2 separate regions of the Homo sapiens genome follow, and region 1 is linked to region 2. Evidence: read pairs that join two places in POLR2A ChIA-PET (ENCODE). Cell type or tissue: B cell. All regions are shown on one strand. Each heading gives the region's core, and the rest is flanking DNA. Links, peaks and the distances in the headings are about the cores only.

The links. Peaks named below come from ENCODE experiments on the same cell type or tissue, not always from the same donor. Only the 100,000 strongest peaks of a DNase experiment are listed, where the experiment ranks them.
Region 1: POLR2A ChIA-PET joins it to region 2 with 6 read pairs; 4 of 35 experiments call an interaction of 5 or more read pairs at or near these places.

The regions. Positions count from the first base shown.
Region 1 is chr1:206,622,838-206,635,837 of GRCh38, forward strand. It overlaps DYRK3 (dual specificity tyrosine phosphorylation regulated kinase 3), which reads left to right and starts at 12,699. Exons shown (of 3, transcript NM_003582.4): 1 at 12,699-12,943. The coding sequence starts at 12,867. DYRK3-AS1 (DYRK3 antisense RNA 1) reads right to left here and starts at 12,831. Exons shown (of 2, transcript NR_183645.1): 1 at 12,763-12,831; 2 at 11,359-12,146. RefSeq lists an enhancer at 8,485-8,554 and a silencer at 12,559-12,978. In B cell, for the core only: no CTCF peak of the experiment used is centred there; no DNase peak of the experiment used is centred there.
Region 2 is chr1:206,772,847-206,790,061 of GRCh38, forward strand. The region is part of intron 1 of IL19 (interleukin 19); the gene reads left to right. Among named protein-coding and RNA genes, the nearest start is that of IL10, 9.0 kb to the left of the region's middle. RefSeq lists an enhancer at 11,498-11,557. In B cell, for the core only: no CTCF peak of the experiment used is centred there; a DNase peak (open chromatin) is centred at 3,587.

The sequences.
Region 1 (13,000 bases), core at 1,791-5,790, 150 kb before region 2:
TATACATGTTGAGCCTTGTATGTACGTGTGTCAGTACTTCATTTCTTTTCATTGCTAAAGAATATTCCATTGTATGTGTATATGACATTTTGTTTGCCCATTAGTCAGCTGATAGACATTTGGGTTTGTAGCCACTTTGGGGCTACGAATGATGCTATGAACATTCATATACAAGTTTTTCTGTGAACACATTTTTATTTCTTTGGGGCATATACATAGGAGTGAAATTGTTGGGTCATATGGTAACTCTATATTTAACATTTTGAGGAACTGCCAGAATGTTTCCCAGGTTGTCTCATATTGTTTTTGATATTACGGTGTCTCATATTGGTTTTGATTTGCATTGCCTGATGGCCAATGACGTTGAGCATATCTTCATGTGTTCATTGTCCATTTTTATATCTTCTTTGGAGAAATGCCTATTTAGATTCTTTGCCCATTTTTAAATTGGGTTATTTGTCTTATTATTGAGTTGTAAGAGTTCTTTATTCTAGTTACAAGTCCTTTATCAAACATATGATTTGCAAAAATTTTCTCCCATTATGTGGATTGTCTTGGTATTTTCTTGATGGTATCCTTTGAAGGACAAAAGTTTAAAATTTTGATGTATTCTAATATACATTTTGTTTTTGTTGTTCATAGTTACTTGTGCTTTTGGTGTCATGTCTAAAAAACCACTATGTAATTCAAGGTGATGAAGATTTACGTCTATGTTTTTTTCTAGGAGTTTTATACTTTTTGCACTTACTTTTAGGTTTTTTATCTATTTTGAGTTACTTTTTGTAAACAGTGTGAGGTAGGGAGTCAAACTTTATACTTTTGATATAGATATCAAGTTGTCCCAGAACCATTTGTTGAAAAGACTACTTGTTTCCCCATTGAATTGTCTTGGTAGTCTTGTCAAAAATCAATTTGCTGGCTGGGCATAGTGGCTCACATCTGTAATCCCAGCACTTTGGGAGGCTGAGGCAGGTGGATCACTTGAGGCCAAGAGTTTGAGACCAGCCTGTCTGATATGGTTTGGCTCTGTGTCCCCACCCAAATCTCACCTTGAATTGTAATAATCCCCACATGTCAAGTGGGGGACCAGGTGAAGATAATCGAATCATGGGGGCAGGTCCCCCCCCCACCACCCCATGCTGTTCTCTTGATAGTGAGTGAGTTCTCAAGAGATCTGATGGTTTTATAAGGGGCTTCCCCTTTTGCTCGGCACTCATTTTCTCTCCTGCCGCCCTGTGAAGAGGTGCATTCTGCCATGATTGTAAGCTTCCTGAGGCCTCCCAAGCCATGCAGAACTGTGAGTCAATTAAACATCTTTTCCTTATAAATTACCCAGTCTCAGGTACTTCTTCATAGCAACATGAGAATGGTTTAATACACTGGCCAACATAGTGAAACCCCCTCTCTACTAAAAATACAAAGATTAGCCAGGTGTGGTAGCATGCACCTGTAATCCCAGCTACTTGGGGGACTGAGGCATGAAAATCATTTGAACCCAGGAGGTGGAAGTTGCAGTGAGCTGAAATCGCACCACTGCACTCCAGCCTGGGCAACAGAGCAAGATTCTGTCTCAAAAAAAAAATCAATTATCCATAAATGTGAGGCTTTATTTCTGGATTCTCAGTTTTATTCTACTGATCTTATGCCAGTACCAAGTGTTTTGATTACTATAGCTTTGCAGTAAGTTTTGATATCAGAAAGTGTGATTCTTCCAACTTTGGTCTCGTTTTTAAGACTGTTTTGGTTATTCTTGGTCCCTTGAATTTCTGTATGAATTTTAGGATCAGCTTGTCAATTTCTGTAAAGAAGAAAACTGAGATTTTGATACAGATTGCATTGAATCTGTAGATCAATTTGGCAAATACTGCCCCCTTAGCAATATTAAATCTTTCAATCCCTGAACATGGCCTCTCTTTCCATTTATTTAGATATCCTTTAATATATTTCAATGATGTACTTTTTAGTTATTTTCTTAAATTTATTTCTAAGTATTTTCCTTATTATGCCATTATAAAATGAACTGTTTTCTTTATTTTATTTTCAGATTGTTCATGCATGCATATAGAAATACAATTGATTGGCCAGGCGTGGTGGCTCATGCCTGTAATCCCAGCACTTCCGGAGACCGAGGCGGGCGGATCACGAGGTCAGGAGATCGAGACCATCCTGGCTAACATGGTGAAACCCCGTCTCTATTAAAAATACAAAAAATTAGATGGGTGTGGTGGCGGGCACCTGTAGTCCCAGCTGCTCGGGAGGCTGAGGCAGAAGAATGGCGTGAACCCGGGAGGCAGAGCTTGCAGTGAGCCGAGATCCGGCCACTGCACTCCAGCCTGGGCGACAGAGCAAGACTCCATCTCAAAAAAAAAAAAGAAAAGAAAAGAGAGAAAGAAAGAAATACAATTGATCTTTGTGTATTGATCTTGCGTCCTACAGCCTTGCTGAACTCATTTATTAGGTCTAATATGTTTCAGTGGATTCCTTAGGATTTTCTGCAAGTATAGATACAATGTGACAGATACAAGATTATGTCATCTGCAAAAGCAGTGCACTTTAAGAAGTCTTCCAGGTGATTCTTATGCAAGTCAAAGTTTGAGAAACATCACATTAATCTCATTTCTTGCTAAAGTTCCAGCGAAACTAGACTCCCATTGAATCTCTTTCCTGTTTCACTTTGATACTGTAAGCATGTGGGCTTTAGTGTAGAAGCAGTAAAGTGTGGTATGATAGCATAGGAGGGCTAGGAAATATAAATAGCAATATATTGGCAGCTGTGACTTTTCCAACTACTATTCCTTTAATTTTTCAAAACTGCTGCCTTAGTACCATACTTTCACTGTTAGAAGACAAGAGGGCCAAAAAGGTCATAGGTAAAATTTAGGGATATAAGAATTTAAGTAGTATACAAGATGGTTGAACAATTCCAACTCTTAGGTATTTATCTGTAGTGGGTTGAATAGTGTCTCTCCAAAATTCACGTCCACCTAGAATCTCAGAATGTGACCTTATTTGGAAACAGAGTCTTTGCAGACATCATAGTTAAGCTAAGATGAGGTCAAACAGGATTAGGGTAGGCCCTAAATCCAATGACTATTGTCCTTATAAAAGGAGGAGAGGACACACGGAGACAGAGACAGAAGAACGAAGAGCCTGTGACAAAGGAGGCAGAAACCAAAGTGACGTATCTGCACGCTAAATAATGTCAAGGATTGCCAGCAGCCACCAGAAGCTGTGAGAGAGGCATGGAAGATTCTCAGAGTCTCCAGAAGGAAACAGCTTTGCCAACACCTTGACTTTAGACTTCTGGCCTATTGAAGGAAAGGCCATGTGAGCTCACACGGAGAAGGCACCCATCTGCAAACCAGAAGTGGGCCCTCACCAGGACCCAACCATGCTGGCACCCTGATCTCGAACTTCTAGCCTCCAGAACTGTGAAAGAATAAATGTCTCTTGTTTAAACCACCCAGTCTATGTTATTTTTGTTGTGGTAGCCTGAACTGACTAATATATACATGCTGTATAATTTCATTTATATGAGGTTCAAGAACAAGCAAAACTAATCTATGATGGTTATCTCTGGGATGAGATAATTAACTGGAGAGGGGCACAAGGGAACTCTCTAGAGTTATGGAAATATTCTATATCTTGATTTAGTGTATGTTGCACAGGGGTACACATTTGCTGAAACTCATCACAAATGCATTTAAGAGCCATGCATTCATATACACTATGGAATACTATGCAGCCATAAAAAAGAATGAGTTCATGTCCTTTGTAGGGACATGGATGAAGCTGGAAACCATCATTCTCAGCAAACTATCATAAGGACAAAAAACCAAACACCACATGTTCTCTTTCATAGGTGGGAATTGAACAATGAGAACACTTGGACACAGGAATGGGAACATCACACACCGGGCCTGTCGTGGGGTGGAGGGAGGGGAAGGGATAGCATTAGGAGATAAACCTAATGTAAATGATGAGTTAATGGGTGCAGCACACCAACATGGCACATGTATACATATGTAACAAACCTGCACGTTGTGCACATGTACGCTAGAACTTAAAGTATAATATATAATAATAAAAATAAATAAATAAAGTAGCACATTGGCAAACCCCCACCCCCCCCCAAAAAAAGAGCTGTGCGTTTTGCTGGGTATAAAATTTACCTTAAAAATTAGTCAATAAAAAATTCAAAAATTAAAAAAAAGAATTAGGGAATAAGATTATATGCACTTGAGTAGGTGTGAGGTTATATAAGTTTGTAAGAGGGAAAGAGGAAAAGTTACTTAGGATGATTTTTCTAAGATTAGGTTTCAAGTCTAATTTAAGGAATTACAGCTGAAGATTTTATGCCTTCCATGTAGTATTAAGATTTAACAAATAAAAACATGAAGTGCTCAGTTAAATTTGAATTTCAGATAAACATCAAATCAGTTTTTAGGATATTATATTCCAAATATTACAGGGGACACACTTATACTAAAAATTAAACATTATTTATCTGAGATGTAAATTCAGCTGGGCATTCTGTATTTTTCCTGGCAACCCAAATACACATATCCTGGTCATACAGTGGGGATATGCTGAGCTTGTGAGGTCCAGCCCAAGAAAGGCAGGTAGAGCCAAAAATGAGAGGACTATTTAGGAAAAGTGGATGGAAGCTGTTAAGTTCCCGTAAAAGGTACAGATTCAATGACTGTGAGCTGAGAACGTGATTCTTTGTGAGTGAAAAACAAAGACAGGCAGGAGAAAGGCGGGGCCTCCGTGGAGACCATGGGGTGTGAATGAGGATCTGGTTCCTTCTGTACACCTAGCAAAGGGCCTTGCCTATAAAAGACATTTGTTAAATACAATCTGTTTGATTTTGTTGCACACATCTGGAGGAAAAGAAGCTGAAACTGTGGTTTTTGGATCACTTCAATATTGATGGTATTTCTTAAGAAGTTCTGGTAGTCTACAGGTAAAGCTATTTGGTTTTTTTGTTTTGTTTCTTTTATTTCTGAGACGGAGTCTCACTCTGTCACCCAGGCTGGAGTGCAGTGGCGTGATCTCAGTTCACCACAACCTCTGCCCCCCAGGTTCAAGCAGTTCTCCTGCCTCAGTCTCCCAAGTAGCTGGGATTACAGGTGTGTGCCACCATGCCCAGCTAATTTTTTTTTTTTTTTTAGTAAAGATGGGGTTTCACTATGTTGGCCAGGCTGGTCTCGAACTCCTGACCTTGTGATCTGCCCGCCTCGGCCTCCCAAAGTGCTGGGATTATAGGCATAAGCCACCTTGTCTGGCCCAGCTATTTGTTTAATCAAAGACTGTATGAGTATAGGCAATGCCTTGCAGTCCCATTGTTCTTTTAGAGGCTGGATTTTAAAAAGTCAGATTTCCTTTCCAGCTCTCTCCAGTTCCTAGGGCTATGACACCTCTGCGGAAAGATGATATGAGGACATATTGCTCTTACTCCAGTGGACCTTTCTTGAACTTTGTTTCGATATTATTAAGGAGCACAAACTGGATAAAAATAGAGTTCTTTAAAGGTGTCTCCCTCATTGAAAACCGTGATTTCCTAATTCAGTAGTGCTATCTGTGTCTCAGGAGAGCAGTACTGAGACCCTGAAGATGGTGAAAAGGAGCCTGGAACCTGGAGGCCACTGAGTTTTACAGGATTCTGGAAATCCTGATCTCAATACAAAGCTAGAATACAGAAAGACATCCTCTCAAATCTCTTTACCTTAAAGCATAATTTAAAAAATTGTATTGGTATCAACTATTAAAACGATCACACACACACAAGAAGAAGAGGAAGAAAGAAGAAAAAGAAGAGGAAGAAAGAAGAAGAAGAAGAAGAAGTAGGAGAAGGAGAAGAAGGAGAAGAAGAAGAAGAAAGGAGAAGAAGAAAGAAGAAGAAAGAAGAAGAAGAAAGAAGAAAGTAGTCAGCGCATCAGAGGAGAGAGCAGCTCCTGGAACTCCCGACAATAGAGAAAGCCAAGGAGGGCCTGGGAATCTTGAAGGAAAGAGGCTGGTTTTCAGGGCCCAGTGGAGACATATTTCCTGATCTCTGCAGTTCCTGCAGGGGTCTCAGCCTAGGAAGGCTGTGTGTGTTTCCAGGCTTCCAGGACAAGAGCAGGCTTTTCTCTTAAATAGCAAGCAAGTAAGCAGCAAGCAAACAAACAAAAGTGAAGGCTTTCTCAAGCCAAGGTGACCAGCAAGTAGAATGTTGGGAAAGTAGGACAAATAAAGACAGAGATGTCCATGTACTGCGGAATAATTTCTAAAATGCTGCTGACATCAGCATCCTTGCTGAGAGCCACTAGTGTCTGGCATGGGGAATATGAAGATTATTAATAAATAATCAAGGATTGAGACAGACCCATGCATATATCATTCTAATCAATGCCCATGGAAACACCTGAATTTTCCTCCAACCCAGATATTTGCTCATCATTATTAGAGAAGGGGCTGAGCTGGGCAGAGGAAAGGGCAGAGAGGAGGACCTCCAGCTTGAGACTCCCCAATCCTGCGGACAGCTGGACCTACCCTGCTTTGAGACAGTATAGGGATCATAAGGATTTTTTGGAATTTCTTTGGGGAGCCTTACCCTTATCCCCCAACTGTTCCCACTAGGTGCTCAACCAAGCATTTCTTCCAGGCACATATGGTTGTCTCCATGAATGTAATCTAAATAAAAACAATATTCTCCTACTTCTTACATTTCCAGCTTAGTTTTAACAACCCTAGTGGATTAGCTTCCTAGGCACAAGTTTGACTGGAACACCCCCAATCCGGCTTTTATTAAAGTACAGACAGGTGAATGAAATTTGAGGATTAGGAACACAGAGGCATGGTGGTAGGGCCCCTAGCTGCTGAGCTGTAATTATCATGCATGGAAGTACTTCATGAATTGTTTTATAGAGCTTGGGGGCCATTTTTGAGGCAGAGGGGAACCTGTCTTCCATCATTTGGGTGACTTGGTAAGATGCATTTCAAAGTCTGGTGTCCAGGCTTTTGAGACTTGGGAATTTTAAAGACTTCCAGTAGCCTGGTGACCCTGATGTGGACTTTCAGAACACAGATAAAGCTGATTTCCAACACCTAGCTGTAGTGAATATCTGTTGTGTTTGCTGTACCATATTCACTTATCTCTTTTTTGGGACCCGCTATAGCAACTTTCCTCTGAAAGTCACTGTTTTCCTAACTTTCTGTCCAATATGTTTCTACTGCTGTGTCTAGGAGCCTCAGGCCTGACCAGTCAGAGTATTACATTTTCCTGGCTGCATATTTGGTTTAAGAATGGGCCCAGTGAAAGCCAGTGAATTACAGTGAGACTGTGGGATGACTGAGACAGCTTTTCTACTGAGTTGAACTTGGAACTGCAGTTGCCATCTTGCTTGCACAAAAGAACCCTGAGAATGAAACTAGCATGTTGGAATATAGAAACAAGAAATGGAGATAGGACAGGCACCCATCATATTCAAATTTAGCTTTACTGCTTTTAAAAAAATACTGTAAAAAAGGTATATGGTACATTTTCTTTTCTTTTTTCCTTGTTTTCTTTTTCTTTTTTTTTTTTTTTTTTTTTTTGAGACAGTTTTGCTCTTGTTACCCAGGCTGGAGTACAATGGCACAATCTCTGGTCACTGTAACCTCCACCTCCTGGGTTCAAGCCATTATCCAGCCTCAGCCTCCCAAGTAGCTGGGATTACAGGTGCCCGCCACCACACCTGGTTAATTTTTGTATTTTTAGTAGAGATGAGGTTTCACCATGTCGGCCAGGCTGGTCTCGAACTCCTGACCTCAGGTGATCCACCTGCCTCAGCCTCCCAAAGTCCTGGGATTACAGGCGTGAGCCACCGCACTCGGCTAGTACATTTTCTTTAAACAGATTTAGTTTGATATTTGCAATAGAAAAAGCCCTAACCTGTACACTAGGTGATTGAGAGAGAACTAGTTCCTTGGCCCAAATGCTGTGAATAGAGCAGGTGCATTGGTCTTCTAAGACCTTCCATGAGCCAGATGACTCAATAGGACTTGGTCTCCAAGGTCTACAGTAGTGATTTCCAAACCTGGCTGATGAACAACAGCCACAATAAAAATATGAGCAGAGATCCTTACCAAGAAACTGTTCATCATTAGATCTGGTGGGATGGAGGGTAGGCATAATTGGTATTTTTCAAAAGTACCCCTATCATTTATTTATTGCCATACCCCAAAGCTTAGTGGCTTAAAGTAATCATTTTATTTGCTCATAATTCTCAAGGGGCTGTTGATTTGGGTGGGGTGCAGCCAAGAGGTTCTTCTGCTAGCTTTACGTGGAACTCTCATATGGCTGCTGTCAGCTGGCAACTCAGCCAGGTGGCTTCCCTCACTTGTCTGGCAATTGGTATTAGCTGAGGACTACAGAAATCCAGCTCAGACTTGTCCACATGGTGGCAGCATCTAAGAGCAAGAGAGAAGAAGCTGTAAGGGGGGTCTCCTGAGGCCTAAGCGCCTAAATTCCTCACGTGTTATTGGTCAAATCAAGTCACGTGGCCAGTCAGCTTCAAGAACCAGGAAAATTGTTTCCTCTACTCCCTGGGAACAGCTGCAAAGGATGTGCTATGTTTAATCTATTACAGTACCCAAGGTTCCTAAGCTTTAATGCAACAAATTACAAATTTAGTGGCTTGAAACAAGGAAAATTTATTATCTTACAGTTCTGGAAGTCAGAACTCCTAAAATTGAGGTGTAAGCAGAGATTCGTTCCTTCTGGAAGCTCTAGAAGAAAATTTGTTTCCCTGCCTTTTCCAGCTTCTAGAGGCCACCTTCATTCCTTAACTCACGGCCCCCTCCTCCATCTTCAAGACCAACAACAGCATCTTCAAATCTCTTTCCCTCTCTGACCTCTGTTCCATGGTCACATTTCCCTCTCTGACCCTCCTGCTTTCCCCTTCCATCCTTTTTTTTTAGATGGAGTCTCACTCTGTCACCCAGGCTGGAGTGCAGTGGCGTGATCTCTGCTCACTGCAACCTCAGCCTCCTGGGTTCAAGTGATTCTCCTGCCTCAGCCTCCCGAGTAGTTGGGACTACAGGCACACACCACCATGCCCAGCTAATTTTTGTGTTTTTAGTAGAGACGGGGTTTCACCATGTTGGCCAGGGTGGTCTCGAACTCCTGACCTCAGGTGATCCGCCCACTTCGGCCTCCCAAAGTGCTGGGATTACAGGCATGAGTTACTGCACCTGGCCTCCCCTTCCATCTTAAAAGGACTCCTGTGATTACAGTGGGCCCACTCAGATAATCTAGGAAAATCACCCCATCTCAAGATCCTTAACTTCATCACATTTGCTAAGTCCCTTTTTGTCAAGTAAAGTGACATATTTACAGATTCTTGGAATTAGGATGCGGACATCTTTGGGGAACTATCATTCTGCTTACCATCTTCAGAATCTTAAATCAAGAGAAACTATGTCACAGAATTCAAGGGTCCAGTGGTCTAGCCTGGGCTAGCCTGCCAGGCTCAGGGAATACAGGTGGAATACAGGCAGTCGAGGGGCTGAGTTTTTCAACCAAACAGACCAGGGTTTGAATTTCAGTTCATCACTTACTGGCTGGGTGACCTTGGGCAAGTTATTAAACTCTGAGACTGTTTTCTGAAGTGTAGGATGGAGATAATACCTATCTCACGGGACTACTGTGAGTTTTAAATGAGCAAATATGTTAAAGTGCTTCAGATAGTGCTTGGAACATAATAAATACTTAGCAAATGGTAATGATGATTAGAAAGACTCCTGGTTTGGTTTCAAGATTTCAGAAATGAAGCTTCATAGGACCCCTCAGGGCTATAGGTGGAACTGGTCACGCTGACTTAGGAGGAACAAGTGGAAAAAGATGGCAAAAGTTTTGGAAAAGAAAAATAGGTGAAGAGTTTGTGATAATAAGGACAACCTTTAGGGTTTAGGAGACACAGAACTAAGTGTGTCTTAGTTGTAGCTGTACTACAGCACTGCGGGCATGGCTTTTGTTTGCTTTGTTAATAAGGGGCATTTTTCAAATCTTGGTGGAGAGGGGAGGGCATAAGAACAGGAGATGCCTGAGGTATAGAAGAGAGACAGTTTTCTGAGGCTCCAGAAAAATAAGCCATGGCTTTAGTGTTCCAGTGAGCTAGATTTCAGTGTTTCTGAAAAAAATAGCAAGTATACATTTCAGGAACACGGGTCAATTTGAGGTTAACATAGCTTGAGGAAAAAAGTAAGTTTCACTGGTTCTCTCCAGTGATTTTTAAAAAATATTTTCCAATTCTGTGATGCACATGTCACAGTAGGCATTATGGCACATTTTGCTGTACAGAAATGTCAATGAAACTTGTCCAAACTTAACATAACCTACTAACAGCTATTTTATCACAAAATTCCAGGTAAATGTGGCCACGGGGATGTTTTCTTAATCTGTGCATTTGAAACTTTGATCACATTGTGAATGTCCCAGTGGGTTTTTAAGATCCTGGAATAGTTGCATCTTTTTTACTGTTGTTTATTTCCTTAGTCAATGTATTAGAACTTGCAGGTACCTTATTTTGCAGATGTCTTGGAATTGGCTTCAAAGGACAGACATGCATCTTATATGACTTTTGGCTAATTCATGGTGGGTAAATCTGACTTTAACTGCATGGAGAATGATAATGGTGATTTTAAACTACTCTTGAATGAGGCTTTGGAGGGGAAGAAAGGGCATGAATGATGTGGAAGCTGCTTGGGAGCTGGAGGGGACAGGGCAGCGCTCAGCAGGGGTGTGGAGGCTCCTGCCAGATCCCTTATGGGACGTTAACCCCATCATACAGGGGATCTTTGAAGAAACATTGGGTCACTAAGGTCAGAGATTTATGAAGCTCCAGCACCCTCGAGGAGTCCTCTTTCCCTTGACCATGGGAACAATAGGCGAAAGACAAAGGCGGCCTCTGTATTTCCCACCTTAGGAGCAAGAAAGGGAGCAGGAACCCTTCCACTTGGCTCTGGAAGATGTGTCTTAAGCACAGACTGCGGATGCAATCCTCTCACGAGCAGTGATTCAGAATGAGGTAAGAAATCATGTGGGGGCAAGTCTCATTCAACTGTTTAGGGAGGGCAGTAAAGTGGTCTGAGGTGTCTACATAAGTACTGAGAACGGGGATTATTTAATAGAATTTTGCAATCTTAGAGCTGGAAGGGACTTCAACAGTAACCTCGTCCAATCTTTGCGTTGCCATGGAACTCTTTCTTCAAACAAAAGCTTCGTAAGAGCCCAAATACAAACCCCTGTGAAAGCAGAATTGCTCTGGTTGCAAAGTGGGGGAAGGGAGAGACAAAAAGAAAAAGTTTATTTATAAAATAAACTTTAAAAAATCATCATGGAAGAAAACTTTTTTATTTATATGTATATCATAGAAAGGCTAAAGTAACATTGATCACAAAAAATAAAATTCCCCAAACCAATAGATTATTAGTTTATACAGTGAAGATACTTTGGCTCTTTAGGGACATTTTTACTTGGAGTCACGAGAACAGAGAATATGACTTTTAGTCACACGGAAATGAGCCTTGGATGGGAATTTTTAAGATTTATGGGAACTGTGTGCTATGCTGATTTGGGACAATAAGCGTTCTAGTCCCACCAGGTGGCGCCCGCGTTCGGCATTCTGAGAACGTTTGGTGTCTTCTGGACTCCAGAATCTGGACGGTCCGACCGCCTCGTGCTTGGTGGGTTTACAAACTCTGACTGGTTCTTACCACCCATCTAACAGGAAATTTTTTTTTTTTAAAAACAAACCAACCCATAAAACATCTGACCAGATGCCACACTCAAGAAAACACTTGTATTCGGGTGTTTTAACCTCCAACGATGGAAATCTGCTTAACATTGGTGTTTCTGAGGTGTCTTAGCATCAGAAAAGGAAAAAGACACATATACACACATTCTAAGGAAAAAGTCAGGAAGGGCCTTGCAGAGGTAGGTCCTGGTGCGGCAAGAGGACGGTTAGGCGTTAGAAGCTTCTAGTTCAGGCTTTGCCGCTTCATGCTCATGAGGAAGCGCGGCTCCTTTGGCCTCAGTTTCCTGCGCTGCCTTCCCGTCTGTGGCTGACTGTTGCAGGGTAGTCAGACAAAGGCCCAGCTTCTATTCTGCATCCCAGCTAAGTCTGTAAAAGACGAAAGTCGTCGGGTACCTCCGTTACTGAGATCAAATGTTCATAAATGGAAGCATCGTGTCAATAAATGGGTTTATTATTATTGCTTTCTTATGTAACTCACCAACCCCCGGAGGGCCGTCCCCGCGGTGGGAAAGCCTAAAACAATACACATATGTTTTCACTAATTTAAAATTCATATTGAAGCGGGACGTTTTAGAACTTCCAGGACGCAACGTGCTATTAAGGGACCGTGAGGGGCGGGCAGCCCTTCTGAGATCGCGGGCTAACTGCTACTTTCACCCCTCCTTCTCCGGACCCCTCTCTCCGTCTACAGCTCGCGCCAGGGACCCAAACAGCCTAGGCCGCGAGCTCCTCGCCTCCAACCTCCCGCCTCCCGCGCCAGTACTAGCACCCGCTAGGAGCGCCGCGTGGCCTTTACCGGCCACGGGCCCCGCCCCTGTGCGTCAGCCCGTAGCTGCGCCGAGGCGTTTCCCGGGGGCGTGCCGCGGTTGCTAGGCGACCAGACCGCTCCCCCTCCCGCCCCTGGAGCTGCGTCTCCCCACTTCCCAGCCGGGGCCAGTCGGGAGCGAAAGTGCGCTGAGCTGCAGTGTCTGGTCGAGAGTACCCGTGGGAGCGTCGCGCCGCGGAGGCAGCCGTCCCGGCGTAGGTGGCGTGGCCGACCGGACCCCCAACTGGCGCCTCTCCCCGCGCGGGGTCCCGAGCTAGGAGATGGGAGGCACAGCTCGTGGGCCTGGGCGGAAGGATGCGGGGCCGCCTGGGGCCGGGCTCCCGCCCCAGCAGCGGAGGTAACGGCGCCACGGGGTAACGGGCTGGAGGCGCCACAGGGAGCGGCTGGCGCTGGC
Region 2 (17,215 bases), core at 2,002-6,001:
ACAAATTGCCCATTCCAGAATACAATGGGATTGAGAAATAATTGGGTCCCCCCAACCTGGGATGAATACCCAAGACTTCTCCTTGCTAACTTAGGCAGTCACCTTAGGTCTCTGGGCCTTAGTTTCCCCAAGTAAAAATGAGGGGGTGGGCTAAATATCCTCAAAGTTCCCAAGCAGCCCTTCCATTTTACTTTCCAGAGACTGGCTTCCTACAGTACAGGCGGGGTCACAGGATGTGTTCCAGGCTCCTTTACCCCGATTTCATTAGGATTCTCAGGCACATGTTTCCACCTCTTCAGCTGTCCCCCACCCCAACTGTGCTTGGGGGAAGTGGGTAAGAGTAGTCTGCACTTGCTGAAAGCTTCTTATATGCTAGTCAGGTAGTGCTCACCATGACCCCTACCGTCTCTATTTTATAGTGAGCAAACTGAGGCACAGAGATATTACATCACCTGTACAAGGGTACACCAGTGCCAACTGAGAATTTGGTTTCCTCACCCTACTGTACACCATCTCCAGCACATAGAATGAAACCTTGGATTAAATTGGCCTTAGAGTTTCTTTTAGTTGTAAGCTTCTGTGGCTGGAGTCTAAAGTTTAAAAGATGGGGTGGAAGAAGTTGAAATAACAAGGAAAAGAAGTCAGGATTCCATGGAGGCTGGATAGGAGGTCCCTTACTTTCCTCTTACCTATCCCTACTTCCCCTTCCCAAAGAAGCCTTAGTAGTGTTGTCTTGGATTTGTGTGTGTGTGTGTGTGTGTGTGTGTGTGTGTGTGTGTGTGTGTAGAAGGTAAGGGGAGCCAGTTGGGTTGCGGCGAGGAGTGTTGCTCTACCTGGGGAAGGACCGGGGCAGTGACATCAGGACTTCTTCAGATATCTGGAAAGTCTCTGGGGATCCTTTGATTGAGCCTTCACCTTCCCCTTCCACAGGGGCTTTGCCTGCCATTCCAGTTTAGACTGTAACTGGGAGGAACACTGACCTAGGTGCAGGAGGCCTGGGCTCTGCCTTGGCCCTGCCACTCTATAGTCAGGGCAAATCACTCATCCTCCCTGTGTCTGTTTTTCATCTGTCCCAACAGGGCAATAGCACCTGTCCTCCTGCCTGCCAGGGAGCATTGAGCTTAAGTAGCCATGGACCCAGATGGAGGGCATTTCCAGTGTTCTGCTAGTTCTTCACCTTTCTGCATCAGCAATGGGACAACTCCAGTGGCAGCAGGTTCTGAGCTTGCTGCACTAGAGAAGGTCACTCACTGCAAGGGGTGCAAACACCTTGGGGCCCAGCCAGCGTGAAGTGAGTGGGAGGGAGGGATGAGAGGGCCCACGCCCACCCTGTGGATGTCCCTGCTGTGTGACCTATGGATCAGGGTCAGGGGACTGTGGTGTCTCTTCCCAACTCTTCAGGGAGTGTCAATGTAGAAACCTAAGAATCAGGAAGTGAGAAAGAGCCTGCTAGAAACTAGTATGGAGCTAACTCAGAACTTACTGGTCCTGCCAGACTTAGACTGGCTTAAGGGTTCTGTCTGAGTTCTGCTGCCAGGAAGCAGAGAGAAGGGGACCAGGACCTGGGTTTCCCCTTCTTGCACCTTTCTCCTTCCCCCTCGGCTCCTGGGTTTTCTGGGCTGTGTCTGTGTTAGCCTGCAGGTCTAACCCCCTCTCTGAGCTGGGTGTTCCAGAAGTGGACTCAGCATGGGCACCAGGCAGGCCAGGGGTTCTGGACTCTGGGTGAGGCTGTGAACCCCTCCTTCCTTTGTTTCCCATCTTGCCTTGTGCTTACCTCACTAGGAAACCTGCAACCCTACGTGGTTATCATTCATGTACACACCATGCCCTGCCGAATCAGCTTTGAGCTCCCTGAAACAGGACATTGTTTTATTAATCTTTGCGTACTTGGTACTTAGCACCAAGTCTGGCCCTTGGAAGGTATCAGCTATACTTGGGATGGGCATAGAAGAGTGCCCTGTAAGCCTGGAGGGTGCGAGGCTAAGGAGGTGGTCTGGGCACAGGTAAGCATTCAGAAGGAGAGGGAGAGTGACTCAGGGATGCAGGCAGCCTCCCTTCAATTTCCTTATATGAGATGTGTGTGTAAATACACACACACACACATACAAAATGTCAGGGAGAAGGGAGGTATGTAAAAGCCATTTGTACCTTTCTTTCATCTATAATCTGTTAAATAGGGTTGAGGTTAGGATCTGACTTCTTTTTTTTTTTTGAGACAGAGTCTCGCTCTGTTGCCCAGGCTGGAGTGCAGTGGCATGATCTCAGCTCACTGCAAGCTCTGCCTCCCGAGTTCAAGCCATTCTCCTGCCTCAGCGTCCCGAGTAGCTGGGACTACAGGCGCCTGGCACCACGCCCGGCTAAGTTTTTTTATTTTTTTTTGTATTTTTATTAGAGACGGGGTTTCACTGTGTTAACCAGGATGGTCTCGATCTCCTGACCTTATGATCCGCCCGCCTTGGCCTCCCAGAGTGCTGAGATTACAGGCATGAGCCACTGTGCCCGGCCCGGATCTGACTTCTTTATTTGTTCTGAAATGTGTAGCTAATTATCTCAAGCCATTTGCTGAAGATTTGATTCTTTCCCCATTGATTTGAAATTACTGTCCACTCTCATTTCAAAATTTCAGAATTTAAGTGGTTGGAGAGAACCATGGGCAAGTTCCCTGGTGCAAGTCCTCATTTAGCATATGGAGATAACGGCTTCTCCATCAATATGTCTCATAGTATTTCTGTCAAGAGATAGATATGAACATTTGAATAAAGACCCTGTGTCCTTATATTGACAAAGCAACAAGAACAACAAACAGGACTCCTATTTCTCAAGTTTTTGAAGATACCTGTTCATCTGAAAAGTCACTGGGGTCCACGGGGAAAAGTCCCAAGCCCATAGGTCATGTCTGAGACATGAATGCCAACACTCACATGTGAGGAGATTTGGGTTTGGATTTTGGTACAAGGCAAGAGCCCATGAAGAGAGGGAAGTGAGAAGGCAGGCACCTATGGATGGATAGAATGTCAGCCTGGGCACAATTTAGTCCTGTGAATTTCAAGAGGACACAAATGCCACTCTCACACTGTGAGCTTCTTGAGGCCAAAAGGCCTGAGTCCAGTTTGCCCTCAAGCCCAGATGCATAGTAGGCATCTAATCAATGCTTATTATACTGATTTTAAATGAATTTTTCCAGTGGGGGATGTACTGGGAAATCAGAAGGTTGTGGGAAGGGGAATACCTCTCTTCTTCCATCCCTGCTCCAAAATATTCTCTCATTTCTGTATTTAGCTGCAAATGAAGGAAAACCTGAGTAAGCATGGCTTTTAAAAGAGGGGGTTGTATTTTATTTTCTGTCTCACTCATCAAGAAGCCCAAAGCAGGCACTCAGATGTCATCCAGGACCCGTTTTTTCTGCATTCTTGTTCTCCTAACCTTTGTTGCAAGGAGATAGGAGAGATAGGAGGTGGTAAAGTCCAAAGGTTTAAAGGCACACCAACCCAGGAGACCCTAATAATCTTTTTAGGAAGCTCCGCCCAGTAAGTTTCATCACTTTAGCTGCAGAGGAATCTGGGCAGGCAAGAACTGCTGGGGTGTGTGTGTGTGTGTGTGTGTGTGTGCTTATGCAAATAGATTTTGGAGGGTGCATTCTACAGTTTACAAGATCTTATAAAGAATCTGCCTCCCATTAGAGCAGTCATCGGCCAACCTCCCCAACAGCACTTGGGTTTTCCTGTTGAGAGCGGGGACTGAGAGACAGGACTAGCTGGATTTCCTAGACCAACTAAGAATCCCTAAGCCTAGCTGGGAAGGTGACCGCATATACCTTTAAACACGGGGCTTGCAACTTAGCTCACACCCGACCAATCAGGTGGTAAAGAGAGCTCACTAAAATGCTAATTAGGCAAAAACGGGAGGTAAAGAAATAGCCAATCATCTATCGCCTGAGAGCACAGCGGGAGGGACAATGATCGGGACATAAACCCGGGCATCCAAGCCGGCAATGGCTACCCTCTTTGGGTCCCTTCCCTTTGTATGGGAGCTCTGTTTTCACTGTATTAAATCTTGCAACTACAAAAAAAAAAAAAAAAAAAAAAAAAAGAATCTGCCTCCCTTGTCGGGCACGGTGGCTCACGCCTGTAATCCCAACACTTTGGGAGGCCGAGGTGGACGGATCACGAGGTCAGGAGATTGAGACCACCCTGGCTAACACGGTGAAACCCTGTCTCTACTAAAAATAGAAAAAATTAGCTGGGCGTGGTGGCAGGTGCCTGTAGTCCCAGCTACTCGGGAGGCTGAGGCAGGAGAATGGCGTGAACCTGGGAGGCGGAGCTTGCAGTGAGCCGAGATCGCGTCACTGCACTCCAGCCTGGGCGACAGAGCGAGACTCCGTCTCAAAAAAAAAAAAAAAAAAAAAAAAAATTTAGCTAGGTGTGGTGGTTGGCGCCTGTAGTCCCAGCTACTTGGGAGGCTGAGGCAGAAGAATGGCGTGAACCTGGGAGGCGGAGGTTGCAGTGAGCCGAGATCGCGTCACTGCACTCCAGCCTGGGCGACAGAGCGAGACTCCGTCTCAAAAAAAAAAAAAAAAAAAGAATCTGCCTCCCAGCTACTCTCATGCTAAGCAAAATGGCAGCCTTCTTGGTGTAGTTACCCCATGCCTTACTGCAATTCTGCAGCTCAAACCCAAGAGTGGGGAGCAGGCTAGCAGCCTTGTGAGGGTGGCTCTGGAGCTGCAGAGGGAAGGTTCAGGGATCCGGGCTTGCTGGACTCTGGGTTTAGACAGCTTGTTGGGCAACACGGTCAGCCGGCAGAGAGCAGGCAGGTTGACGATGCAGGCAGAGAAGGTGAGACCGTGCCCATCTTGGGGATGGGTGACAACTGTCCTGATGAAGAAGCCCCTCCGGGCTTGACTCCTATTTGCCATTAGTAGTTATTTTTTAAAGCTGATAACGGGAGTTTCATTTCTTCTTATCCAGGACATTTAGTGTGTAAAATAGCTTTGCCAGCTTGAAATTTCTAGTATTCCCTCGAATAAGCTTCCTCAGCTCCTAGGACAGAGGCTTCCTCAGAAGCTGTGCTGCAACAGACCCCAATGCCTATCACACACCCAAAGTGTGGCCAGTTTGGGGTGCAAGGAGACAGGAGTCTGTGAGCACTGTATTCCTCTGGGCTTTCCTGACATTGGCTTTGATAGTGTCTGGGGTACTTCAGAATAAACGCCTGGTGGGCCAGAAGTTTAAGAGGAGCCCGGGCTGGGGCTGGCCCTTAGGTGGAATGGAACAAGGGTTATGCAAACCGGATTAAGCGCCCTTCCGAGGATCATGGCCGGCAGACACTGCAAACCACAGATGAGCGGAAGGGCTGATCTTTGGGCAGCCAATGTGGAATTCCCCTTTGTGCAACTATGGCACCAAATCAGGCAATTTGGATTTTCCTTAGGGGATGGACACTGTGCTCTGTAACTTCTCATATGAGAAATTTGGCTTATCAGGGACCAGGACACCAGGTGTTTGAGCCTTGGCCACCCAGAGGACCATAGTTGTTTCTGCTCTGTCTGCATGACTACCTAGGATAACTAGTGGGCTCCTGAGTGTGGGGCACAAATGGATTCTTTTAGCTCCAGGACTGTCCCTCTGGTGCGCTTTAGTTTGCTCCAGTCTCCACTGGATGGCTGGCACCTCCAACCCAACATATCCAAGCAGGGCTGGGTTTGTAGATAAGTGACTTCTGCAGTCACACAGGGTCCCATGACTAAAAAAGTCCTCCCCTTACTCTGCTACCACCATCTTGAAATTCTCAATAACTGTTGAGCAGGGGGTTCCACATTTTTATTTTGTACTGTCTTCCCCTGCCAATTTATGTAGTTGATTCTGTATCTGAGAGTAAAATCATCTCTCTCTGGTTTCACCTTCATCCAGTGCACCCTCGCTCAGTAAATGGAACTATCAATTAACTCTAGAAATGATTTGTTGGTCCCTCCCTCTTCCTTGCCAATCTATGTTCAATCTATCACCAGAACCTCCACATTTTTCTTCATAAACATTTCTCTAATCTACTGATTTGTCTCCATTTCCATCATCACCAGCAATGACTGTCTGGTTCAAGCTACTATCTGTTGGTAGAAGAGCTGAGGCAGGACTGGCTTGTCTGTCATAATATAAAAGAGTCTTGGGAGATGTCCGGGGTCCAGGGTCTAAAACCGCTCGTGGCCTTTGGAACACCAAGCTCTGTGCCAAAGGGTAGAAGGCTGCCCTGCTGCACCACAAATCTAAGCCCAGGGCATAAAATCCCTCGTGGCTTGGATGGAATGTGCACAGACTTGTTGGTTGCTCTCCCAGGCTCGTAAACATGCTCTCCATTATCTTGAGCAGCAGAGCATATTCTATATGTGTCAAAGAAAATGCTAAACCATCACAGCTATGCTTGATGCACCACTACCTTTCTACCCCCACATCCTCACGCCCTCACCTGTTTACCCCCACGTCCTCACCACCTGCTTCTTTGTTTGATCACCAATAAATAGTGTGGGCTCCCAGAGCTCAGGGCCTTTGCAGCCTCCATACCAGTGTTGGCCCACTGGACCCATTTTATGCACCCTTAACTTGTCTTTTCTCATTCCTTTGACTCTGCTGGACTTTGTAGCCCCCATGGCCTAGTGTTGGGTCTAATCACCCCAACACTGTCTCATCTCTCCTGGACTCCAAAATAAATGCCAAATTGTTATTCTAATATCCATTCTCTAGACCGTTCTCCACGTTGTAGCAAGAGTAATTATTTCCAAGCACCAATCTGATCATGACTCTGTTGCTACTTGAACCCTTCCATGGCTTCCCACTTTCCCTCTCTTGGTCAAATAAGGACTCATATTCTAATGTTTTCTATAACTTCCTTTATCATCTGACACTGCCTATCTCTTCTGCTTCAACTTGCGGCACTCTTCACTTTCTACTTCCCTCTGCACTCCAGCCTCATTGACTTTCTTCTTCTTTTTTTTCAAATGATCCGCATGCTCTCTCTCTCTCTTTTTTTTTTTTTAAAGAGACAGGGTCTTGCTATGTTGCCCAGGCTGTTTTTGAACTCCTAGGCTCAAGTAATCCTCTTGCCTCAGCCTCCAAGTGGCTGGGCTTACATTGCACCAGCCACTATGCCCAGTGATTTATCCCCTCTCTCTCCTATCACAGGGCCTTTGCACATTTAGTTCTCCCTTCCTGCTCTCCTCCTGTCTTCATCCTTCAGCTCTCAGCTCAGATGTTCCTTCCTTAAATGAGTTCATCATTCCCCAGTCTAGGTCAGGCCCCCTGGGTGTATCTTCTCAGAACACCTTGCTCCCACCCCTCTGTAGTATTTATGTCAGTTTGTAATTAGACATGTGGCTATGTGATCATTTGATTGACCTCTGTCTCTCCTGTGAGACTGTGACCACTTCGAGGGCAGGGCCTGTATCTGTTTTTGATGAGTGTTGTTTGCTCAGTACTCAGCATGGTTCTGGGCACATCCAAGGTTCTCACTAAATATTTGTTGGCTGACTGGGCGGCTGAGCATGTGCTTCCTAAACTTTTTGTAGTGCTACATGGCTATATGTCTGTTCTTCCATCTCTTATAAAGTAGAAGTAGAGAATGGATTCATCTGAAGAAACCACTGTCCTTACAAACTATATGCCTATACCTATTATAGCTTTTCCAGTTTTTAAAAGAATTGATCTGATTACTAATTAGTGCTCTTCCAGGCGGATGTTAACTCCTCCATGGCTGCTGGAATGTTAAAATTCTATATGGACGTCAGAAGAAGAGGGGGTCTTATCAAATTCACGTGTCTTCTTTTATAAATGGGCAAACAGAGGCCTAGAGAAGAAGACTTTCCCAGGTCCTAGAGGTAGTTAATGGCAAAGGTAGAATCTGAATGCAATTCTTTTTCAGATCAGTACCTAATTCCTTTACTCATGTAAGTATCAAATCACTCTGGGTTCTCTGGGCCTGCAGCAACAATTAGGGGCAGCTGTCTAAGATGTGTTCGGTGTGTGAGGTTGTGGTGGTAAGAAGTTGAAAGTCTGTGACAATAAGTTTCCATCCATTAAACAGTTATGAATCTATTTTGTACTCCTTGGGTACCTTAAGTTTAGGAATTGGGAATGATAGTGAGGGTGGCTTAGATATTTTTGTCTTAGGGGAAGATTTCTGCCTTGGAGTGTTTTCAGACAGAATGGTGTTTCTATTTTGTCTCTGATCCATGAGTGTCACAGTGTTATAAAGCATAGTTTGGCCTGCCTTCCCACTGCAGTACCCCTACAGGAGCAACACCTTCCAGAAACCTTATAAAAGAGAGGAGAGGGGCCAGGCGCGGTGGCTCACGCCTGTAATCCCAGCACTTTGGGAGGCCGAGATGGGCGGATCACTAGGTCAGTAGTTCAAGACCAGCCTGGCCAACATGGTGAAACCCTGTCTCTACTAAAAATACAAAAATTAGCTGGGCGTGGTGAGGCTGAGGCAGGAGAATCACTTGAATCTGGGAGGCTGAGGCTGCAGTGAGCAGAGATCGCGCCACTGTGCTCCAGCCTGGGCGACAGAGCAAGACTCTGTCTCAAAAAAAAAAAAAAAAAAAAAAAAGAAAAAAAAAGAAAAAAAAGAGAGAGAGGAGGAAGTTGAGCACTTTGCTCAGAAGGACATCATCCTGCCCATTCTGGTCCTTACCTCTAAAACGTGCCACTGACTCTCAATCCTCCCCATACTCCGTGTGTTTTGTGCATTTTGGATGCACAGCTGCATCACACATGAAGATGCAGTTGCTTCCTCCCACCCTGGATTCATGCTACTTCCACTATGACTGTCATTTACATGTGCCCCTCTTAGCTCATAGACTAAGGGAGAAGGGAAAGGGAGTGGGTGCGAGCAACTGCGTCCAGCCTTGCCCCCGGTTCCCTAAGTCAGCTGTTGGCGAACTATGTGGATCCAGGACTCTTTTACATCTTCAAAGTTATAGAGGACCCCCAAAGAGCTTTCACTTATGTGGGTTATATATACATATATATGTATATAGTTATATATACATATATATGTATATAGTTATATATACATATATATGTATATAGTTATATATACATATATATGTATATAGTTATATATACATATATATGTATATGTTATATATACATATATATGTATATGTTATATATACATATATATGTATATAGTTATATATACATATATATGTATATAGTTATATATACATATATGTGTAAACATTTATCATATTAGAAAGTAAAACTGATAAATTTTTAAAAATACCTCCTATGACATCTTTTTAAAGTCATAAACAATAATAAACCCTTACATGTTAACATGGCATTTTTAAATGAGATGTAACTATTTTCCAAACCAAAACACATTTAGTGAGAAGAGTGGCAGTGTTCTGCATTTTTTTCCAAGCATTTTTAACTCTCTGGCTTGATAGAAGCAGGATCCTCACAACTGCTCTTACATGCGGTCTGTTGTAATATGCCGTTTTAGTTGGAGCATAAGAATTTTCCCCTGGAAAAGGGAAGACCTCTCAGGGTTTCTCAGACCACCCTTAGAGAATGAATGCTGTAAGTGTTTCACAGAAATCTCTGGGTGAGGACAAGTAGGAGGAGAATGATCAAAGTGTGGCCTCAGAGGCAGGTGCAGAGGATGTACCCAAAGGGCACCTGGCTTGGGTAGACAAGGGAGAAGCCTACTGCTGTATTCTTTATTCAGAGTTTCCAAATAGCCAGGGTGGTCTTTCAGTTTAGCAGCTCCTGTGAGCCTCTCACATGTCACGGAAGCTACAGTGCCTCACAAGCGGTGTTTGTGGTTTCAAGTCAAAACCCATGGGAGTTCTGGGGTTGATTTGCCAGTGACCTGTCATTACTGTAAACCCCTTCTCCAAGGGGCCCCAGGCCTAGGACTAGGTTCTAGAGGCTGGGTGTGGTCAAGGGGCACAGAGCTGTTGGACAGGCTCTACTGCAGGCTTATTTTGGGCTCTGCTTTCTTCTTCTGCCTTTTATTCTCCTCTCTCCCTCCTCTTTAATTCTAAGGGGCATTAAAAACCCTGCTTAGTCTTTGGTAACTCTTGTGCTTTCTCAGTTTTTAGAACAACATTGAAAATAAAAACAGACATTTCCTAGCCCCACTGGCCAGAATTTGTCCAATTAAATCAATATCATTGGCTTGCCATTCTCGTCTCATCCCATGCAGATTTGCCTGGCACACACAGTAGGTGAGCTCTAAGTGCTCTGGTGAACTTAGAAATCATTTTATAAGGAGGGCACCCTTTTAGGAACTGGGTCAGACATTGTGTGGTCATATTAAAGCTCAATCCCTGGTTGCCCACCTGATTGTGGGAGACCATCTATAGAAGGAGGGGAAAAAGAAACTCCTTTTCCCAGGGTGCTGGACTAAGAACTCCAGAGGCCCTAAGTTGTCTCGACCTTCAGATGTAGTTCAAAATAGTTTAAGGAGGCCCAACAAGGTTCTGATACTCTTTTGATGATTTTAAAAGTATTCTTTTTAAGATTAAAATACTTAAAATACAAGGAATACTTTCTAAACAGTATTATTCTTTCAAGTAATTAAGGAGAATCTGTTTGTACCTTGGCTTTTGGGTGATCTGAGACTGTTCCCAGCAAGAACCTTGAATTCAGGTGCCTCAAGCAGTGGGTTGGATATAAATTGGTATCAGGTAGTCAACTGGTTTCACGAAAGCGGCTAAGGGTTGTGCACTTGAGCCTCTCTTATGTGGCAGACCTTATATACCTCTGACAGCAAAGGCTGGAAGTGCCTTCCCCACTTTGCTCAACCCCCAGCCCTACCCTGGGTCCAAGTGTTCTGTTATTGGAAACCCCAAGATGTGCTCTGTCTTTGGGCTTGTCTTTGCAGCAGAGCATGGTGGTTAAGTGTGCGGGCCCTGGAGTCGGACTGGGTTTGCAACCCAGCTCTGCCCTTTCCCATCTGTGTGACCTTGGGCAAGTTTCTGAGCCTCCCTGTGCGGCAGTATCTATATACAATTGGAGATGATAATTGGTGCTGTCGTAGTGTTGCAAGGGCGGAATGAGTGACTGTACACAATGCTTGGATGAATACTTGACATACAGCAAGTAGCCAGCCCACCTGAAGTGTAGTGGTTGATGTTTTTCCTTGGGAATACTCAGCTGCTAAAAGCTAAGTATGTCTCTTCGTGGATCTGAAGACTTGGAACAGACCAATTTCAACTCCAATATTCTGAGGATGTTACAGGGAGACAGAGAAGTCAGTCTCATAGTAGAAAGACTGACTGGCTCAGGCATTTAGGAGGCCTAGTTTCCAGCCCTGGACCTTCTACTATGAGATCCCAAACAAGTTCCTTTTCATCCCTTGGCCTTGCTTTCCGCATCAATAATCCAAGGGCTTGCCAGAGTTGTTTTTCTAAGAAGATTTCCAAAGCTAATGCCCTTAAATTTTGTGATTCCCCTATCTCTCCTCCCAGCCTGCCCCTTCTGTTCCCCTCGGCAGGAGCGAGCGAACATGAGTGGTTCTGATACATATTTTCCTTCCTTTCCAAATCCACCAGGTCAGCACAAGACCAGGCCCTGTCAGCCTCTTCTAGCTCATAGCTTCTGCCCAGCCCTGGAAGTGCCATTCTGTAAGAGAAACAAAACCTTTTCCTCCGGCAGCTTTTGCGTGTGTTCACCTGTATTTCCTTCTCGCAATCCTGGCCCCCAGCACTTTGAGGTTGCAGTTTCGTTGTGAGTCAGGCCTGCTGAGAGCAGTGGAAATCAGAAGAGCCTCCACTTGGTAGGGGAGGACGTGATGCTGCCTTTTCCTCAAGAGCATGGCCCCGGGGGCGGCGGGGGTGTGGAAGGGAGGTGGTCACCTTCCGGAAGTGGATTTCTCACATTGACTGTTTCAGGGAGAAAAGAAGATTACTGGAAAGCCCTAGAAAGCGCTTCACATCTCTTTCAGAAAGAACTTTGCGTTCTCAAGCAATTATCTGCACCACGCAGTAAAATGTCTGTGTTGCGTTGATGCCTGCGCGACGCAGGCCTATGCCGAGGAGGAAGTGTTGTTGGTGTACTTGGCTCCTGACGTGGGACTCAGATAATAAATTCCCTTGAGAGAGGTGACCATGGGATCCTGGATTCCCGTGGCAGAGCACAGTGAGGCCAGTCTGGGTGCTGGTTCAGTCCCAGGAGTTGCCAGCTGCTACGGGCTTTGAAGTATTAAAGTCCCCCAATGCCTCCATTGTATCCCATGGGAAAAGGCGAGCAGGCAGGGAGGAATGGCCAGTGCTAGAAACAGGATATCTGACCCCTGTGAAAACCACTGTGGATGAATACTCGGGTCATGCAGGCTCTGGATCAGCAGATTCTTGGATCCTTGAAGGAGGGTCCATGCAGGTAGACTTCAGGTAGACTGAAGACCCATGGAACACAAACATATATATAATGCAAAAGAACACATACACCACCCCCAATTTAGAAGTGCCTGTTTTCTATGGACTTGAGTGGCAACCATTGGCACTTCCTTAACCGTGCTTGTGAGAAATCCTTTACGAAATCACCAGCAACTTCTAGAGAGTCAGGAGGTCAAATACAGTGGTGGGAAAGAAGCCATGAAAATAACACTGAAATCCCTGGGTGGTTCTAATCCTGGAAGCTGAGTTCCTGTGGGGCTGATCTGTGAGCTGGGACAGGTGGGGAGGAGAGTAGGTCATCTGGGAGCATGTGGTTAAGCAGAGCAGAAGGTTAGCATTTCAATGGAGGGCTTACAGCCCCTCAGAGGGGAAAGTGCAGAGGGACCTCCAGAGAGGGCAGCCAGGGAGAGGGAGCAGAGTGTGACAGAAGTTGACCCAAGACGACCTCGACTATTTCAGATGTTGCCTGAGGCTGTTCATATGTCCAGTAGGAGAAAGAAGCTGTCCTTTGTAAATCTCATAGACCCCCAGCTCCCAAGAACCTGAACTAAGTTTGGTCCTATTTATAGTGTAACCCCTGCTTTGTAGGCTGTGAATGAATCAACATTTATAAGTAGAGTTTCTACAGAGATGTTGCTCCAGTTTCCAAAAAAGTGACTTACAGACATCTGTACAAAATTGGAAAGCTACCTGCACCGAAGTGTATAAACATATATCTGGTCAAAGGGGTCACAGGATGTAAACTGTGTGTTAGGGAGGGGTGGTGACGGGGACTTGGGGTGGGGAAGTGAAAGGGGAGGGATATAGGACATCCTTAGAGGGTATCATGAGCAAGCTGGCCTCACCAAAGCTCTGCCATTGGAATCCAGAATCCCATGTACATCTTTACCAAAGATACCCTATCATATCTGTAAGATGGAAAACATAATGATACTTACCTGCTGGCTATGAGAAAAAAATGGGAAAAATGCTTGTCATAGTGCACGGTTTATAGCAAGCACTCAATGACTTTTACCTGACAAGCCATTGCTTACTCTGCAATGACTGTAACTGTACTGAGACTACTACAGCTACTACGGCCAGTACTATCACGACAGCTATGACTGTTGATATCACCACAATTTCTCTTTCTCTTCTGGGCTTCCTGAAATGACTGAACATCCAAAGATTGGTGCAAGTGGAGGGAGAGTTAGTGTCCCCACAGTCCTTTCTGTGTGAGTGAGGGTTGGCTGGGGACTACAAGGCAAGGTTCTTGGTGGAGTGGGAAGCAGGAGCTTCTGGTCACTGTGACCATAGCTGGGGCTGCTGTTTCATTTCAGGTAAAATCAGAGGGCTTTAGAGTAAACAGGAGGGGAGGAGGAGAGACTGAGTTGCAGCAGCCCACGTTGAGCCAGAACTTGCTTCTCTATTGGCTGCAGTGGTGGGAAAATTGAGGTTGAGGCTGCTATTGCCACTGTAACCAAGGTGCGGGCCTGTGGAAATGGTGCAAGGGATGCTGAGCTCTTCATATTGACCTCACCCTTCTCCCCAGTACTTCCCAGCCTAGCTGAGCTAAAGGCCACATGGAGGTTTATTCAGCTGTAGTTACTGCCATCAACATTCTGAGAACAACAAATTAACATGTTAAATTCTGCTCTCCAGCCCCCAAGCCACCGGAGAACAGAACGCATTCTTAAAGTCTTAGTTTTTCCAAACCACCAAGCCAGGTTCACTTTTCAAAGCACTCATTTTATCAGCAAAACTCCACTCTCACAAAGCCCAGGGCTTTCAGAACACAGCCCAACCTAGCTTGACATTTGCACTCCCAAATGCCTTCACAGCTTTCCTTCCCACAGGTTCTCTCCACAAGATCTCTGACCAAAACACGGGGGCTCTCACTATTGTCAGAATATGCCCTGTGCTCTCCCACGTCCTTACTTCCACTCATGGCTTCACTGGCCTGCAATGACCACCCTTCCTTTTCACCAACAGAATTCTTTCAATTCAGCACTGCCTCTTCCATGAGCCTTCCTTTAACAACCTGACTCCACTGAGATTTCATTTTTAAAAAAATCCTCCAGTGCTTATGACCATCCTTGGCAGTACTTTGTGTACCCTGCCTTAGAGTTGTGAGATGTCTTTGCCTGCATGGATGCATGTGTGCACATATGCATATGTGTGGGTGTATTGTGTGTATTTCATCCCTGTGGACTGGACACATGTTTTATATATGCCAGAGATAGAGAGGAGATGCAGTCTAGCTTGGTGTGAATATTTTGCTCATTTTGACTAAGGCACAGGTTTACGATTCTCAAATGGTAAAGACCTAGGTCCGGGAAAAGGAGGCCTGGGTTTCGGTCTTTCTTCTGTGTGACTGTGGAGATGTCTTCCACCTTCAATGAGTCTTGATTTCTGTCTCTGTGAAATGGAGAGACTCCTCAGTTCTTTCTCCTGCTTTACAGAGGATCAAAGAGATTTGTCAATAGGTTGAAATACTTTAAAGCCATAAAATAGCTAAATACATGAAAGAGCCCCTCTGTGGTCTTGTCTTTGACTCAAGAAGGGAGGCTCTGGTGGCTTTTCTCAGAACCAGCAGTAGGACTAGGATCCAGGAGTTTCTCCTCTCCAGCCATGCCACATACCACCAAGCTACACAATCTTTTCCTGGGCTGCGTTATCCTTTCCACTGCACCATGTGGTGCAGCCCCATCAGGTCTCGCTTTCCTTTCCACCAGCCACATTCATAGCCATGGGAATCCGTGTTTTTCAGCAAGCTTCCTTCTAAAATCCCCCTCTGCCCAGAGTTCCTGGGGACCCTGTGGACCTTCCTTCCTTGTGACATGGTTGGGGAAACACACTGGTCTGCAGACCTCTTATTCATCTTCACGATCCCGGAGGTGGCTTGAGCAATCTTATCTGTTGTGTGAGTGTGCTCACATGTGTGTGCGTGTGTGACTCTTTGCAGCTGTTCTATGACTAACTGATGCCAGCTATCTGATACTGTATACTGTGTGCCCACCATATGCTATAGACTAAGACATGTCCTGACCCAAGCCCTAGACCCCAAGCAAGGCCAATGGCAAACTACTACCTGTCTTAGTTGGTTTCCCCTATTGCTCTTTGATGTCTTACTATATACAAGACACTTCATATTGTTTCATTTTAAGTTTTACAACAATCTAAAGATTTGATCCAATCATTGAATCTATTTTATAGTAGCGCAAAATAAGGCTCAAGTCTCCTGATAATCAGTTCATTCCTTTACCCATATCTCCATGCAGAGACAAATAATGTGACGCTAATAATTAACTTTTTTTTTTTATCTCAAGAGCTTTAGAGGTACAAGTGATTTTTGGTTACATGGATGAACTGTACAGTGGTGAAATCTAGGATTTTAGTGCGCCTCATCCAGGCCTCTGACACCTCATCCCCTTCCCTCATTGCCCCTCACTGCCCCAGGACCAGATTAGTTGAGGCAGAAGCAGTTGGAGGTGCTAGAAAAGCATTAGGGTTTTCACCATCTCCAGAATCTGCTTAGCACATGTCTCAACCTAAGGCAGTGCAGGCAGGATGGAGGCAAGAGCCTTGATTCCATAGCGGTTTCTCTTAGCACAGATTCCAGAAAGTTGAGGATGACATGATAGATGACCCTTGATATCTTTCTTCATTCCTTTTTGCTAAGTTATTCTCTGTTGTGTGGTGCCTGTGTGTGTAAGGCATTTCTAGGCAGAGGAGCTTTCCTGGGTCTGGTCAGTTTTACCATCTCATCTGCTGATCAAGATATAAAAGATGGACAGTGTCTGTTGTTTCCACCAATAATCAGATACCAGTCAGAATGCTAGAGTGACCTTTTCCTTTTCCGCCTTGGAAAGAAAGAGATTGTTTCAAGGAACAGCTGTAGGGTTAGATAGAGAGGACTGACTGGAAAGTGATTTGATGATCTGAAGTCCTGGCATTCCATGAAGGTTGCTCTGGGCTTATAGTACAGTACGAGAGATCTTTGTTGAACTGAAGAAGATGCTCTGACCATTAGGGTCATTAGACACTATGGAACCTTCTCACTGAAGTTCCCTTTTTGGAAACTACTAAACATTGTACCCAACAGGTAATTTTAAATCCCTTATCCCCTGCCCTTCTGAGGATCCAGTGACCATTATACCACCCCTTATGCCTTTGTGAATCCATAGCTTAGCTCCCACTTGTAAGTGAGAACATGGGTGTTTGGTTTTTGATTCCTGAGTTATATCACCTAGAATAATGGCCTCCAGTTCCATCCAAGTTGCTGCAAAGGACATTATTTTATACTTTTTTATGGCTGAGTGGTACTCCATGGTGTATATATGCCATATTTTCTTTTTTTATGTTTCAGTAGTTTTTTTCGACTTTTAAGCTCGGGATGCATGTGCAGGTTTGTTACATAGGTAACCTTGTGTCATGGGGGTTTGTTGTCTTACTAATAACTAATGGGTATTAAGCCTAGTACCCATTAATTATTTTTCCTGATCCTTTCCCTCCTCCCACCCTCCAATAGGCCCAGTGTATGTTGTTCCCCTCTATGTGTCCATGTGTTCTCATCAATGAGCTCCGACTTACAAGTGAGAACATGTGGCATTTGGTTTTCTGTTCCTGTGTTAGTTTGCTAAGGATAATGGCCTTCAGCTCCTTTCATGTCCCTGCAAAGGATATGATCTCATTCTTTTTTCACTAATTTGTTGGTGGACACTTAGGTTAGTTCCATATCTTTCCAATTGTGAATTGTGCTGCAGTAAACATATATGTGCAGTTAGTTGTCTTTTTGATATATATAGTGACTTCTTTTCCTTTAAGTAGATACCCAGTAGTGGG